Linked DNA regions of Homo sapiens: region 2 is linked to region 1. The links are chromatin loops, found by intact Hi-C in ENCODE. Cell type or tissue: CD4-positive, alpha-beta T cell. All regions are shown on one strand. Each heading gives the region's core, and the rest is flanking DNA. Links, peaks and the distances in the headings are about the cores only. Region 1 holds the start of LINC01259 (long intergenic non-protein coding RNA 1259). Region 2 overlaps LINC01258 (long intergenic non-protein coding RNA 1258).

Region 1 (8,338 bases), core at 130-8,129:
AAATCTGTGTTTGAATCCTGACTCTTCCACTGTCTTGTTATGTGACAAGTGTCCATGAGCTGCTATTTCCTCCTCTGTAAAATGGGACAAATAATAATAGCCACTTTCGAGGGTTATGAAGGATAAATGAGAAATGCATTGAGTAAGTGCTTGATGTGTAGTAAATGCTCAGCAAATACTCCTCATCATTGTCATCGCACCAAAACGCATTGTAGTTCCCCTTTAGCAGGTGGTCTCTTCCATTTCTATGCAAATCTTTCAGGGAAAGAGGCATCAGTGAAATACACTGAGAGCTCTGACTGGGGGAAGACTTCCCAACTGTGATGATGACTAAAGGCTTCGTGCAACAATAGAACTTGATCTTCATGAAAGGATAGAATTTCAATAGGTTGAGGTTGGGGCAGAAAAAATATTCCACACAGAGGTGAGGATTTCAGCTGAGGCAAAGAGGAAAGCACAGTGAGTTTGGGGAATGATAACTACTATTGGTTAGAGTGTAGGTTTTTTTTGTAAGGAGGTTGGTGGAGATATGGCTGAAAAGAAGCAAGATCCTCACAACTCAGGTGATGTTTCTAGAAGGCTTTCCTACAACCTTTGCTCCATAGGGGCTGCTCTGGCTGTCTTCTCTATTCTGGGCTCTCACATCAACTTACTATTTCCTGGGGCTACTCTTCTTCTCAGCCCTGTGAATTGCTCTGTCATCTTCATCCTTCTTTTTTTTTTTTTTTTTTTTTTTTTTTGAGACAGAGTTTCACTCTTGTTACCCAGGCTGGAGTGCAATGGTGCAATCTCAGCTCACTGTGACCTCCGCCTCCCAGGTTCAAGTGATTCCCCTGCCTCAGCCTCCCAAGTAGCTGGGATTACAGGCATAGGCCACCACGCCCGGCTAATTTTGTATTTTTAGTAGAGACGGGGTTTCTCCATGTTGGTCAGGCTGGTCTTGAACTCCCGACCTCAGGTGATCCACCCACCTCTGCCTCCCAAAGTGCTGGGATTACAGGCATGAGCCACCAAGCCTTGCCATCTTCATCCTTCTTTATGCCATGTGCTGTACATGGTGCTACACAGTTGTGTGTTCTAACCCTTCCAGGGTGTTCTCAGATAAGTTCCCAAAGTCTTACTGGATGGGTTGGATTGGAGGTGGGGCGGGGGCTGAAAGAGGGTCATGACAGGTTAGAATGTCTGAAAGATGTAAAAGACAGTCCTTTTTTTTTTTTTGCCGATATAGGTTTCAGGTTTCTTGGCTTTTTCTAGAGGACTAAATGAAATCACAGTAAAACAACCTGTAGCATGTAGGGGAGCCATGCATTTCTCAGGAAGTCTGTCTCTGAAAAGACAGTCTGGAGAGGTCAGATAAGATTTAGAAGAACATGTTTTTTACCTTCATAGAAACAGAGGATACAAGGGAGAAAATATCTGGAAAAATCTCAGATATCTGCATAAACAGATGCAGGGTTTATGATCTAGAGAACGACAACGGTGTTTTCCAGGAACTTAGCAGAAAGAAGATGCTGTGCGTGGAGGATGTTATGGGTTGAACCGTGTCTCCCCAAAATTCAAATGCTGAAGCCCTAGCTCCCAGTACCTTGGAATTTGGAGATGGAACCTTTAAAGAAGTAATTGAGTAGCCGGGCACGGTGGTTCATGCCTGTAATCCCAGCACTTCGGGAGGCTGAGGTGAGCAGATCACACGATCAGGAGATCGAGACCATCCCGGCCAACGTGGTGAAATCTCATCTCTACTAAAAATACAAAAATTAGCTGGGTGTGGTGGCACGTGCCTGTAATCCCAGCTATTTGGGAGGCTGAGGCAGGAGAATCACTTGAACCCAGGAGGTGGAGGTTGCAGTGAGCTGAGATCGCGCTACTGCACTCCAGCCTGGCGACAGAACTAGACTCCATCTAAAAAGAAAAGAAAAGAAGTAATTAAATGAAAATGAGATCATTAGGGTAGTGTCCTTATAAGAAGAGGAAATTTGGGCACAGACACAGACATGTCTTCCTTCCACACAGAAGGAAGACCATGTGAGGACACAGGGAGAAGACAGCTATCTGCAAGCCAAAGAGAGGGGTGTCAGAAGAAATCAGCCCTCTTGACATCTTAATCTTGGACTTCCAGCCTCCAGAATTGTGAGAAGAATAAATTTCTATGGTTTGAGCCACCCAGTCTGTGGTACTTAGTTACGAGGCAACCTTAGCAAACGAACACACAGGACAAGAGAATATGGTTGGCTCAGCTTCTGACAGCATTTGGTGTATTTTCTTTGCCCTTGCATTTTCATTTGTCTGTCATGAGCTCCAAATGAGCTGCATACTTCATAGATTGATCTATTTAATTTTTAGGATTCTGTCAATGTTAAAAAATGGAGAAAGTGGATTTCCTTCCACAAAGTGGATCCCTGTGATTTGTGTAATCCATGTGTAGCTCCACTGTGGCAGCCTTGAAGCCCACAGGGCTCAGCCTCCCATTTTCTCCTCCAGCCAAAGGAACCTTCTAGACTTTCCTGAGGCTTGTAAGAGGCAGATGGCACAGGGTGGCTCCATCATGTACCAGACAGTGAGCAACTTAACCAATAACCCTTTAAGATTTCCGTTCCCTTTGAGTCTCCTTACCTTGGTCTTCCTTTCAACCTTTTCCTCCACAGTCAAGGAGAATCTAGGAGCCTTCCCGGTTGCTGGTGAAGCCTAAATTTTTCTTCTTGCTATTTTGCTATAAACACTCCCCTAGGCCTGATTTTCAAAATTGTATTTACCCAGCTTATGACTCTCTACAAGTTCCTCAAGTCTGACACAGAGGGTCTTTGACCCCTCTGTTGATGTGTGGTCAGGAGCTTGCCACATGGATCCCAGCATCTCCCCACACCACCATATGCCTGTGTGAGGGCTGGCTGGCGTTCGACCACAGAGAGGCTTTGTGACTTTGAGGCCTGGTATAATTCCTAAGACCAAAACATTGCAAACATTCCACTGATTTGTTGCTTCTTCACCCCTGGGCCTGGCCCACTCTGTAGCATTTCTGCTGCTTAGTCTACTCACAACACAAGGCTGCCTAAGTAGTCCTCACCTTGGTAGTACTCACCCCTTCCCTAAGTGTCTACAGCTTCGGGCAGTGCTGGCTGCACTGTAAGCCCCACAGAAGGACTCCAGGCTCCAGGTCAACCTGCAGCAGCAGATGAGGCTGGAGCCAGGGAGTGAAATTCACTCAGGCCTCTCTGCAGTGGTCCTGTTTCCCCTTCCAGGAAATAATCCAGTTTCTCAAGAGCTTAAGTGTCTCCATCAAAACTAGCTCAAACACCATCTTCCTGTGGTTTTATGAGGGAGTTTCTTGGAGAAACTGCTCCTAACCTTATATCCTTGAGCACTTCTCATCCAGTTCCAGATGACCTTCAGAAGGTGGTCCCACAAAAGCCAGGGCCATCTCACAGCTCGCCTCTGCCAGGGTGGTAGATTTGAGGACCTCCATGGTGGTGCCAGGTTGGCCTCCTCCCTCTCTGGCAGTCATGATGAAGGCATTCACCTGTCTTGTGTCTGAGCTGAAAGTGGCTCCTCTGCCTTAAACATCCTGGGTGGGACTCAGAACCATAGCCCGATATGGTTGACTTCTCACAGGAAGCCTCTAGTTTCACCCCACAACAACCACAAAATAGGAGTCTACCTTTTCATATCTCCAAAACAAAGTCCACCTCGTAGAGTGCATCGAGTAATGTAGACATTTAACGAGGAGAAGGAGAAAAGGGCTTACATCGCACTCTCTATTCAACACTTTGGTTTTCCACACTTCCTACCAGTTAAATTTCTTCTTCAGCCATCACCTGCTTGGTCTTCCTTCCTCCAGCGTTCCTTCTCCTCTCTGAACCCTTTCTTAGAATGTGTGTGGTCTGCAGATGTTTAATGTAGTTAGTATTTCACGCATGTTAATAAGGTCAAATTGGTTGGTAGTGCTGTTCAAATCTTCTATAGCCTTTCTGATTTTTCATTGTCTACCAGTTTTATCTAGAAGTGTTAAATCTCCAACTATGACTGTGATTAATCAATTTCTGCCTTTACGGATGATTGGGACTCATCAATGTTTTCTCCATGTATTTTGATGCTTTGTGATTAGGTTGCATACATGTTCAAGATGTTAGACCTTCTTGGTTAATGAATTATTTGATTATTATGAAATGTCTCTCTTCATCTCTGGTATTACTCTTTGCCTTGGAGTCTACCTTGATATGAATATAGCAAGCCAGCTTTCTTATAACTATCTTTTGCATGTGCTCTTTTACTTTATATGTCACAAGTCTGAGTCTTTATACTTAAAATATTTATCTTGTAAACAGTATACAGGTGGGCTCTGCTGTGTTATCCAGATTGACTATTTCTGCCTTTTACTTGAATTGTTTAATCTATTTACATTTAACCTAATTATTGATAGTTTGGGTTTCAGTCTGTCATCCTAATATTTGTCTCCTTTGTTCTTTGTTGTCTTTATTTCCTGCCTTCTTTTGAGTGAACCAACTATTTTTTAACTGATCGTTTCCTTTCCTTTATTATATTTTTGTTTTACTCATATCTTTGTGCTATTTTTTGGTGGTTGCTCTAGGATTTAGACATCCATCTTTAAGTTGTTATGGTCTACATTCAAATATTCTGTTACTTCTCAAACAATGCACGGATTTTACCATCATGTACTTCCATTTAGCACCTCTCCTATGAGGGGCACCACCTTCTGTCATGCTGATCGTGTGTGTGTGTGTGTGTGTGTGTGTGTGTGTGTGTGTTTTGGGGTGAGGTCAATCTCATGTGTAGTTGTTCTAGGTCTGGGTTCGTTTGTAACTTCAGTTAGATATAAGTCACCACTGGCCTCCGATATCATTAAGACAATATGAGGACTTCCCCTTCAGCAGATCTCTAAGTGCCAATGAGACTCCAGGGATCCCTTTATGCTCTGTAGTTAACTGGTCAGCTTTCTAAACTGCAAGTGATCTCTTTCTGCTTTATAACCTGACTGCCAGCTTTTGGGGCTGCTGGGGAATTCTCTTTGCTGGTCAGTCTTACCCCTGGATGTTCATGCCTTCAAACACCTCTCTCTCTCAGACCTTTCATCTTGTCCCAGCCCCTGAGGGTTGCTGTGGTGCACTTGGGAGAGTATAGCAGTGCCCTGAAAAGATTTCTTTGGTCCCGTCTCAGCCTGCTGCAGACAGGATGGTGAAGGCTTAAAGATTGGTGAAGGCTCAGAGGGCTTTGGAGAGTTCTATCTCAGTTCACCTGCCCTGCTTCTCCACAGGAACAATCTCTCTCAGCTCTCCTGCTCTGTCCCCAGACATCGACGTGCTAACCCCATGCACTTGATGTGGAAGGAGCTGGCAGGTAGGTGCAGCTCTGCTGTAAGGCTGAGATCCTGGGGTTGCTGCTGTCTTGATAGTCCATATGCAGCTGTTCAAGTTTTGTTGACAATTCAGCTAACTTCTTCTCATTCCTACCTATGGCACATTCTTCCTCCTCCCACCAATCCCACGATGGTCTGAATGCCCATAACCCCTCAGAATTCATATATTGAATCCTAACTCCCAAGGCAACGTATTAAGAGGTAGGTTTTTGGGAGGTGATTAAGTAATGAATGCAGAGCTCTACTAATGGCATTAGCACCCTTATAAAAGAGACTGGAAGGAGCATGTTAGCCTCTTCTTGCCTTTCCATCATGTAAGGAACAGATGGTGCCCTCACCAGACACCATATCTGCTGGTGTCTTGATCTTGGACTTTCCAGCCTTCAGAACTGTAAACAAAAAAATTCTGTTGTTCACAAATCACCCAGTCTAAGATATTTTGTCACGGCAGCCCAAACAGACTAAGACAGATCTCCTGGGATGTAAGCAAATTATGAAAAACTTAGTGCTTTCTGGAATTTAGTTCAGTTAGGTTTCTTTGCATTCTCAGCTCTAGAGTGGGTCTAGTAAATGATCGTCTTGTAGTTTTCCTGGCTTTTTCTCATTGTTAGTATAAGAGTAACCATGTCTTGCCACTTACTACATTCTAACAGGAATTGAAACTCCCTAAAGTAATGTTTTATCTTTTATATGTGACCAAGTTTTCCTTTCTGATAATTTCTAACATCTTTTTTTCTACCCACAGAACTCTGAAATTTCACAATGATATGTATGTTGGTAGGGGTTTTTTGTTGTTGTTGTTATTTATTGTGTTAGGCACTGAGTAGCCTCTTTAAATATATCAGTTCTGCAAAATATTCTTGCAGTATTGCCTTAATAATTTTCTTCCCTCCCTTTTTGCTGTTCTTTTTTTGCTAGAACTCATATTACTTGGGTGTTGAACCTCCTTTCTTGATCCTCTGGGTCTCTTAGCTTTTCTCTCTTCCGTCTATATCTTTTTATTCTACTTTCTTGGAAGATTTTTTCAACGTTATTTTCCAATCACTTACATTTTAAATGTTCATATATATGTATATAATTTCTAAGAGTTCTTTTTGGCTGTTCTCCATTTTTTTTCCTTCCTTTAAAAACATAAACCTTTTTTTGCTTAATGGAAACAAATTCTCTTTGAGAATATAACTTGGAATCATTCTCAAGTTTTCTTTTGTCCCTTCTACCTACATTGTCTATTTCTTCTGAGTTCCTTTTCCATTTCTTTGTTTCCTCGGTTTTTGGGCTCTATCTTTCATGTTTGCTTCTCAAATGTCTGATGATCCTTGGTTGTCCTTTTAGAGTTAAAAGTGAGGCACTAAAAAGCTAAACAAGCTCTGTGTATCTATCTGCACAGGATTTATTGATTTGTGGGATGGACCAAAAGGTGGCTAGATGGGACCCTGAGTGCCAGTATTTCTACATTTATTTTTTTAAATGGTAAGTTCTATAAAGTGGGGGAAGGCAGTTGTGGGTCTCATTGTTCAGAATGCACTTGGTACCCTTTTGACTTCAACAAGATGCTCCTGCTTCCCTTCTGTCCTCCACAGAACCCTCTGGTTTGGCTACTCTGGAGAATAAGCCTAGTGGGGGAGCTTCCTGACTCTTTAGGGTGAAGGTAGGCATCTGAGGATCTGACTACTGTTCATTACAATTTGAACCAATCCTAATATTCAGTCCTACCCTCACTACATAATTGCCAAGGGGGGCTTCCAGTTTCAGAGCCTTTCCAGGGTGCTGCCATCTGAGTTGGCTTGCTTTTTTGACACTTTCTCCTTGCCCTAAGATCCCACTTTCTTTAACTTTTCACTTTCATTTTCTTCGTCATTTTTTATTGGATGTCTAGAAAAATAAATTTATCAGTGGATGATAGAAAGAAGGGAGAAAAGGGGGCTTTGAAAGATTTACAAGGGAATTGACATTTTGACTGGTCTTGAAGAAACCCTTGGATTTTGATTATTGAAAGATTGGCTGGAATATTAGAATGTAGAGGGAAATTCTAGGTCAAAGAAACAGCATGAGCAGATAGGAATCAAAGTGATTTAGGTTAAATGGTTTCTTCACTCTAAGTCAGTTATCAATTTCACCATCACTTTCCATATGCAAAAATTTGTGCATCTCTGGCTCACTGGTGTCTCTTCTCCTATACTTTGGTCTTTTTCAAATTTTGATCCTTTTTAATACCTTTCAGTTTAGTGGGCCTTGGAGGTGGAGCAGTAGTAAGCGCATTTGTTTAACCCAGAGTTTCTCAACTGTGGTACTGTTGACATTTTGGGATGATGGTTCTTTGTTGGGGGGTCAAGGGGTGCTGTTCTGTGCATTGTAGGATGTTTAGCAGCATCTGGAACTCCACTCACTAGCTGCCAGTAGCTCCCACCCCCAGTTGTAATAGCCAGACAGGTCCCTAGACATTGCTGAATGTCCTTTGGAGGGGGACATCATCCAATATTATTGGATTAAAAACAGATTCATCAGTAAATGATGGGGAGAGAGGGGAAAAAAGGGGCTCTGACAGATTTATTAAGGAAATGACATTTTGACTTGGTCCTGAAGAATCAGTTGGATTTTGACTAGTGGAAGATTGGCTGTAGTGTTTGAAGGAAATTCTTGCTGAAAGAAATCACATAAGCAAATGAAAGCAAAGGGATTTGGGTTAAATGGTTTTCTATAATCCCAGTGTAGGTGCGTGTGATGGGGGCAAAGGCTACAAAGGTAAAAGGTGGGTTACGAAGGCCTTGGATGGAAACATATGGAACCTGGGTATTATACTGCAGTGATACGGTCACATTTTTTACTTTGAGCAATAACTCTAACTTTAGGAAGTAGAACCTAGGCCAGGTGTGGTGGCTCAGGCCTGTAATCCAAGCACTCTGGGAGGCTGAGGTAGGCAGATAACTTGAGGCCAGGAGTTCGAGACCAGCCTGGCCAACATGGTGA
Region 2 (8,338 bases), core at 216-8,215, 52 kb after region 1:
ACAGACAAGAGAAAAACAAGCCGGGGACTTGTCATGGACAAGGTCAATGCCTAGAGTTCATTTAACATCATAGAGCCCACAAGGTGTGATGGGTCATGGAGGCTGCCACGTGGTCACTAAACACTGGCCTGGAGCTCAATAGGGAAGACTTCTTGGGGACAAGATAGGGCAGTGTTTTTTCATCCCAAGGATAAGTATCATGACAGGAAGGGTGTTACAGGCAGGACCGGCTACATAATTTGTAGGATCCAGTGCAAACTAAAAATGCTCTTGTTCAAAGAGCAGGATGAAAGATGTGTTAAAGGTATTAAAATATAAGACATTTTTCTTCCAAGGTCGCTCTGTCAACCTGTCGTAATGTTTTTGTTTCTGTTTTTTGTCATTTAATATTGTGTTGTGCACAGGGACACTTTTATTAGGGCAGTTACTGACTGTCAGTTACCTGTCCCCTGACTCGGAACACTTGGCCCACCTGTTCCCAGGTTCTCCCTCCCAGCCACCACGACACTAACACATCATCCCTGGCCAGGAACAGGCAGGTCGAGGCAGACATCTCCCCTTCCCACAGATCTGCCACCTCCACCTATGGTGGATAGGCTGATCCCCAAGGGTATTGCAACCTCCACATGAGATGTATGGTAGGAATGTGGATCAGGGCTAGGTGAGAGGCTCATCCTGCAGAATCACCTGCCCAACGCATGTATTGTAATGCTGCCAACCTGGGGCAGGGATGGCTGCTGCAATGCTCAGCCCCAAGACTTCGCAGGGCACATATGCAGACCCCCAGCCATTCCCACATCAATGCCCAGACTCCTGCTGGGCCAGAAGACAACAGTGGTCGCTGAGTGGGTGCAGCCATAAGGAGGCCAGATTCAGCTGTTGCTCTTCTGGTCTAGGTGGGACCCAGGGTACCAGAGGAAGAAGTAGGTGGCTGGGCACCCATCTCTGGGAGGCGGTGGGGCATTGGGAAGCTGGATGGTTTGTGAACAAATCCTCTGAGCCACCCTCTTTCTTGTATTCTTCATTGTCCCATTAAACTTAAGTTTCATAATACAAATTCAAAGATAACATTTTTAAGAATTTTAATATAGTGACTGTAGAGCATTAAACCCCAAGCTCCAGGCCCTTCTGAGCATGGGGCTCTCTGCAACTGCACTGGTCAAATGCCCATGAAGCTGGCCCTGGTTGCAAATGAGGGGACTTAGCTCAGGGCCAGAGAAGAGAGTTTAGGGTAAGCAGGGGGACCAGGGAGTGGTTCTGAGAGAGACTTGGTCTCTCACCGGATAGGAAAGATGTATCAAGCCACATCTACTTTGGAGGAAAAAAAACTGAATATTTTACCTTAGCATCCATCCCAGATAGGCAGGGTAAAGGGAGAAAATTTGGGAGTTTACCTTGTAAGCTGTGCTATTAATCTCAGTTCAGGTAAGTATGGCTTAGCAACATATATTCTCAGTGAGCTCATCAACATTTAGTCTCCTGGGAAACTGTTTTTTTGTTTCTTAGTTTGATTAGTAAAAGTTTCTTCAGAGGATTGCCAATCTTGATTTGGGCAGACAAAAAGGACAAGGATTTTTTCCACATTCAGCTGGGTATACAGGGCCTCAGTGTCTCTCTGGAGGCCACGTGCAGGGGAAGACGGGCACTGAATCATCCCTAGCACTGGGAGATCGGAGTGGCTGGATGGATAGTGTGGGAACCCTAGAGGCTATGAGTGCTGCTCTGTCTGGCCTGGACAGCTTGCTCCCACTGGCACATACAAGGGGCAACAATCATGGAAGAAGAATGGTTTTCAACATTCCCAAACAGATCACACATGGGTGAGCATTTTCCTTCCCAGAAGTCATCTTGAGGCTTGTGCACACACTCTAATATCCTGAAAGTTAGTGTGGTAGAGGAGAAAGCTTATGGACTTTTAAGGGAGTCAGACCTAGGGTAGAATCATGGCTTTGATGTGTTTATAATCCCTCCCTCCTTCCCTCGCTTCCTTCCTTCTCCTTTTTGCTCCCTCCCTTTCTCCCTCTCTCCTCCCTCCATACATTCACCAAATAGTTAGTGAATTTCTGCTTCATACTAGTCTGTGCTAAGTGCTGTGATACAGTGGTGAACAAGGCAGACACACAATCCCTTTTCTGATGGAGCCTACCTTGGGGAGGGCATTGGACAATTATGCAGAGGATGCGTATAATGACAGGCAAATAATGGGTGCTATAAAAGGATGTTGTGAGGGGATTTAGCTAGATGGAGGCATCATGGACAAGGTCCTCATCTCTTCATTGACCTCTACCCTAAATTGTGAGAATTAAAGATAATGTAACATCTCTACCACCATGCCTGGTCCCTGATGACATGTGAGTATTCAAATCAGATTTGGGATCCTTACTGGGGAACTGTCACCAGAGTCCATTTCAAGCTGTACTGATGGTCATTTCTTTATTATCCTCCATTATCTCTTTTTGTACCAATTATCTTTGCACCTTGCTGCCCCTCTAAGATTTGGATTCCCTGGAGGGCAGAAATAGGTAGTTACCCTCTTTGAGTCTCCAGAGTGCCTATAACAGTGCCCAGCATATAGTAGCTGCTCAGTAAATGTTGCTGGATTAAAATGAATTGAATAATAAAAATGAGAAAGAATCCCAGAGAAAGGGAACCAAAAAGAGAACTTTTTATAGGGAGACACTGTAGCCAATTCTGCCATTCTGACATTTTCTTTATAACCTCTTGGGAGAATAAAAACTAACACATACCACACTCCTTGTTTCATCTTTTCCTCTGCTATTAGGCAGAGAGAATTAATGAAAGGAAGAATATTGAGTTAGGGTTTTACTCCAAGGGCTTCTTCTTAATTATGTGGTGAGGCATTAATTAAAAATCTAATTAATCATAATAAGCTTTTGCTGTTGTACTCACCGGTAAGGTGCAGGTTTTCTGAGAAAAAGAAGCTACAGGAGCTCTGAGCTGTGTGCAAAAATATATCTAAATAGATGGTGAATCTCTGAGCAGGAAATCCTTCTGGTGGGCCAGTTGGGATTACCTCTTCCAGGCTCACATACAGAGATGGGCTTGTCGTGGAGTGAATGAAGCTGGAGCTTTGGGCCCCTCACTTATGTAGGTCTTTCCAAGACTGTGGTAGGGGTCCTCCAGGGATATTTGATCATATATGTATGATATGGTTTGGTTCTCTGTCCCCACCCAAATTTCATCTTGAATTGTAATCCCCACACGTTGAAGGAGGGACCAGTAATCTCCACATGTTGAGGGAGGGAGGTGATTAGATCATGGGGGTGGTTCCCCCATGCTGTTCTCGTGATAGTGAGTGAGTTCTCACAAGATCTGATGGTTTTATAAGCATCTGGCGTATCCTCTGCTTGCACTTTTCTCTCTTGCCACCAAGTGAAGAAGGTCCTTGTTTCCCCTTTGCCTTCTGCCATAATTTAAGTTTCCTGAGGCCTCCCCAGCCATGTGGAACTGTGAGTCAATTAAAACTCTTTCCTTTATAAATTACCCAGTCTTGGGCAGTATCTTGATAGCAGTTTGAGAATGAACTAATACTATATATATAGTATTAGTACTTGTAAGATATTTTCACACAATAAAACTGGGATTTCCCTTACTAATGTGTCTCCTAGGAAAAGTCTAGGGTAGAAGATGGAGCCGAGGAGGTATGATGTGAAGAATGAGGATAATCTCGATGATGATAATGTAGGTGTGACTGGATGGAGAGAGAACGGAAAGAGGAGCTGCACACAGCCAAGAGAATGTGTTGGACAATTGTTTTGAATCAAAATAGATGATCCAAAAAGGCCTGGTGAAAGTGTCTGAAAGTCAATTCCTCAAAGTCAGAAGGCACATACTAACCTCAGGGGCAGGGTGGAGTTCATGGAGGGGCTTCAGGGCTCCATGAGCATCCTGAAACTGTTTGCAAGTTGTTTGTGTATATGCACTTTTTTGTCTGGGAAGAGAAATTGTGCTCACAAAGTTGGGAAGCTCTGAAATGAGCATGAGAAAGAATGGATTCTCTAAGGTTTTAGTATTTAGGGAAAAAACATATAATGGTAAGAGGGAATAGAATTTATAAGCAAAAATAGTATGTGACATAATTTGGTTGTCTCTTCACTAGTTCTTGTTTGAGTCCATGTCTTGGGGCAGGTGCAGTGAGACAGGCTGGCAGCAACCTCCCACTTGGTGGGCAGCCTGGTGTAGGGGAAGGGATTTGCTCCTTCAACCTGTGGATCAGAAAGAAGGAAACTTAGAGAAGCCTCTTAGGCTGCCTCCATGTGAGGGTCAGCAGGCTCATCTGTGTCCAATCCAACTCACAGGGAGGAGGCCAGAGAAGTACAAGGGACAAAGAGAAAGGCGTCCCCTGGGGATCTTTTGTGGTCTGAGTTAATTGGAGATTCCAAGATTGAGGATCCTGGCCAAATCTCCTGCATATCATGATTTCTTCCTATGCGTCAAGGCCAGAACCAGGGATTGAAAAAATGGACTGTAAGAAAGATTTTTAAAAAATAAAATAAAATTCTTAGTAACAACGTAATGTTGGTTGCCTAGAGATTCATTTTAACTAGAGGTTGAAAATAGCAGGACTGGGTCCCAAAGAGGAAAGAACTCTACTTCTTCTGTAGCCAAGAAGGGGATAGGGTCCTTACCAGCCCTATCAGGACCAGGAAGGTTGATCTTAGACACAGGGTGAAGTTAGAACCAGTCTAGGAACCATGGCCAAGCTGAAGCCACAAGGTCAAGGTCAGACTGAAAAGTGGGCTGGGAAGAAGGATCCTTGGACTCCAAGGAGGGAGCCAGGGAGTTCATCTTTCATGAGGTCAGGGAGTGGCATTGGATCAGAACCCAAATCTGTAGCCAGAAACCAGGTGCCTGCCTGTAGTTTCCACCTACACACCCACCTGAGCCAGGTGCAGCCACTTCCCTGCCTGCACCTGCACAGCCTGGGCTGGCGGGGCTCATAGTTTGGTCCCACCCCACTTGGAAGCAAGCAGGAGCTTCCTGCCCATGGGCAAACATGTGGCTCAGAATCAAGTTCTCTTTGCTATTCTTCTGGTGTCTGTGCCTGGCCAGCATGGCCATCTCTTGGACCACCTGCTTCTCATACTCCTGACCCCAACCCAGTCCAGGCCCTCACATTTTGTCTTGACTTCTCCAGTGCCAGCCTCTTGCACTCTCCCTGTAACCCTGCAGTCCCATCCCCATGTCAGGAAACACGGCCAGACTCCAGTGCTGAAGGAAGAGAATGGCATTAAGGCCATGACTCAGGCAATGTTAGAAAAAGAAGTCACCCCTTCATTCATTCCCTAGTAGTGTCAATAACATGTTAATTCAAAATCTAAGAAGCCAAAGAGGTGGAGGAAGCTATCAGAGGTACAGATTTTGTCACTTTTAGCCCCTGAGCAAAGAGCAAGGACAGCCAAAAAAATCCCTCTAGTGTTCTGAGACATCAGCCTATTTACCCAGATCATGTGTACACTTCTGAAGAAAGAGTTATACATAAAGAGAGTCTATTCTCCTTCTTCAGCACGGGAAGTATGTGCTCAATCTGGGCAAGGGTTAACCACTTCAGATTATATCAAGCTTGGGTTTAACTTTTAAACAAGATGCTAGAGGGCATGTTTTAACTGTTGTGTTGCATTGTGAATTTAGAGTTTGGGTGTGGAAGACCAGCCTCTCTGCTTTATAATCTACACAGGTGTGCAGAGGACTTCAAAGCCTCGTTCTAGAAGGAGGTTATTGAGAATTACCTCTGGGGAAGAAAGAAAGGAATCCCACAGAACAGATGCCGAGAGAAGCAAACTAAACTCTCCTTGAGCGGTTGCCTTTGCATTCATTTTAAAATTTCAAAATCTTTTTCTTGAGATCTTCTTGCTCAAGAATGGGGACTTTCCCATTCCACAGTATGATTTCACATTCGAAAAACCTCTATTCTTTTCTGAAAGTGATTCTAACAGAAAGTTGACCCAGGGAAATTTTAGCAGCATGTTAGGCTGCTGGGTAGAACCCATTTTAGTTCTGTCTTTCAGCCTAGCACACTCCACATTCTCAGACATCGCTTCTTGAGAGTGTACTAACCATCAACTATCATTTCACAATGGAGAAGGTAAAATGCGGTCACTTTAGCATTGATTTCTCTTCTATAATAGCAATGAAATAAGTGAGCATAGTATTCTTTTTAATGAAATGACAGTGCTGCCTAATTGACTAATATTCCGCAGGGCGTACGGTTGTGTTTTTCAACAGTGATGTTGGGGATGATTGTTGTTAGCATGTGGGAAAAAAAATTCCTCCTTCCAAATGTCAATATTTGAGTCCTACTAAAAGCTGAGGGGCATGTATGCATTTAGTCAAAGGCATATTTTACTTCTTGGTATTTTCAATGATTTGTGGCCAATGGATCATGAAAATGAAATCTTAAAACCCCAAGAAACCATCAGAAACCAAGCTAGGCATTTAGCGTATTTCACGGTAATTATTTCTACCCCACTCCATGATGAAAATGTTTGTTTTCCCCGATTTATTTGCTTTTTCATTTATTGCCATTTTGAGAACTTCCAGATTAAATTGCCTGTTCCTCTGAGGATAGGATAACTGAACCTAGAGCTTGGAAAGTCCTGTTTAGTTCAGTCAATCCCACTGTTCCTCGCAGAACAGGAAAGAGAGTAATACTTCTCATTTCACAGAGGTTTCTCACTTTTTTTTTTTTTTCTAGGAAAGGCTATTTCCACTATGATGATGAACCACTGTTCATCATTGTAATACATAGTACTTTAAACAATTACAACTTGTAACTCCAATTTCTTGTTAAAGCATCCACCAAGTTTAGTCACGTATTTTCTGGGCAACAACTATAGCAATTGAATTGGTTTAATCATGTGTCATGTTACCTTCTAGCTTGCTATGTAGCCGAGCTATAGATATCCTACTTATTCTTTTCCCTCATTTCATCTTAGCAGTTTTTCCTATTCTTGCTAGTTATTCCTAATGCCTTTTAATTGGGGGTACTTCTTTCCTTTGTTTTGCATAGTTTCTCATGGCAGAGATGCTTAATCAATTGTCCTGTGTCCATTTTCCACTTGTCCCTAGTAACGGAACCCACTGCCAGTTTTAGCAAAATACATTGTTCCACTGTCCTCCTAGCCTCCGAAATAGAATTGACACCCCCTTGTCTCCCTTGCAGCTGGCTATGACCATGTGACTAAGCTCTCACTAATGGAAGGTGAGCAGAATTGAGGAGTGATGGGCATAACTTGTGTTCACTGCCATAAAAGAATGTCATTCCACTTCCTCTCCTTCTTCCTCCCTATAGGGTAGGCTGGAACTTGGATGTGCATTGGCAGGTCTGCATTGGCAGACCAGATGTCACCATACAGACAACAATATCCTACAGGACAGAAAAGCTTGAAAGTAAAAGAAACTTTGGTGTTTGAATAAACCACACATTTGTCCTGGACAACCTGCCTATCGTTGAACTGTTACATGAGAGAAAAAGAGATTTCTCTCTTATTTGAACAATTGCATTTTCAAGTCTTTTTGTTACAGCAGCATAACTGATACCCTAACCCTGACAAATACATTTTTAAACAAAAGGAGGAATGCTACTATCGTACTCTATGCTGGTCCAGTCTTACTTGGGGTGCAGTATTCTCATCTGTGAATCACATTTCAAGGGGCCTAAAGACAAAGTAGAAGTGTTCAGATAACAGCAACATGATTGGTGAGAAATTCAAAGTTGAAGAAACTGGAAGAGCAGATTTAGAGTAAGTAGGAGTGCCACTTTCAAATGTCTGAGGAACTGGCCTGTGAAAGAATGATTCACTTTGTTCTGTGTAGTTTCAGTAGATAGAAGTATGGTTCAACGGGAAAACTGATTTTGCTGAAGAGAAAGATTTCTGGCTGTCAGGTCTGCATAGACATTGGAGGCACTGAGTTCCCTGCTCATGGAGATATTTTTCACAGAGCCTGGATAATCATTTGGCTGGATTTGTAACAACTGTGTATCATACAGGTATGTTACATAAATTGCCTCAAATTCTTAGAACAATGCTGATAATTATATATTTTAATTTCCATTTGATAGAAAGGAAATATTAATCTAAGACCAGTTAAAACTGCTCCAGGATCACAGACCCAGTTAGTAGCAGGGTCCAGGTTCTTTCTACTGACCACTGGTAAAGCTAATTTACAAAATGGCCTGAACATTTCTCCCAAATCTGAATTTGATGAGTCCCCTAGAAAATTGTGTTTCCTAAATCTTTCCTTGAATTCTGAAGTATCTGAGCCAGCAACATTTCCTGAAATTGGTGTGCATACTCTCCCAAATTTTAACCTCATA

Evidence for each region. Peaks named below come from ENCODE experiments on the same cell type or tissue, not always from the same donor. Only the 100,000 strongest peaks of a DNase experiment are listed, where the experiment ranks them.
Region 2: it touches region 1 in a loop (3-fold over the local background); 5 of 110 quality-filtered maps call a loop at or near these places.

The regions. Positions count from the first base shown.
Region 1 is chr4:38,504,955-38,513,292 of GRCh38, reverse strand. All of the region lies in intron 1 of LINC01258 (long intergenic non-protein coding RNA 1258), which reads left to right. It overlaps LINC01259 (long intergenic non-protein coding RNA 1259), which reads right to left and starts at 3,526. Exons shown (of 3, transcript NR_149076.1): 1 at 3,346-3,526. In CD4-positive, alpha-beta T cell, for the core only: no CTCF peak of the experiment used is centred there; a DNase peak (open chromatin) is centred at 3,582; H3K4me3 peaks cover 3,828 bases; H3K27ac peaks cover 3,254 bases.
Region 2 is chr4:38,452,896-38,461,233 of GRCh38, reverse strand. LINC01258 (long intergenic non-protein coding RNA 1258) reads left to right here. Exons shown (of 8, transcript NR_110951.1): 3 at 7,313-8,011. Among named protein-coding and RNA genes, the nearest start is that of LINC01259, 53 kb to the left of the region's middle. In CD4-positive, alpha-beta T cell, for the core only: no CTCF peak of the experiment used is centred there; no DNase peak of the experiment used is centred there.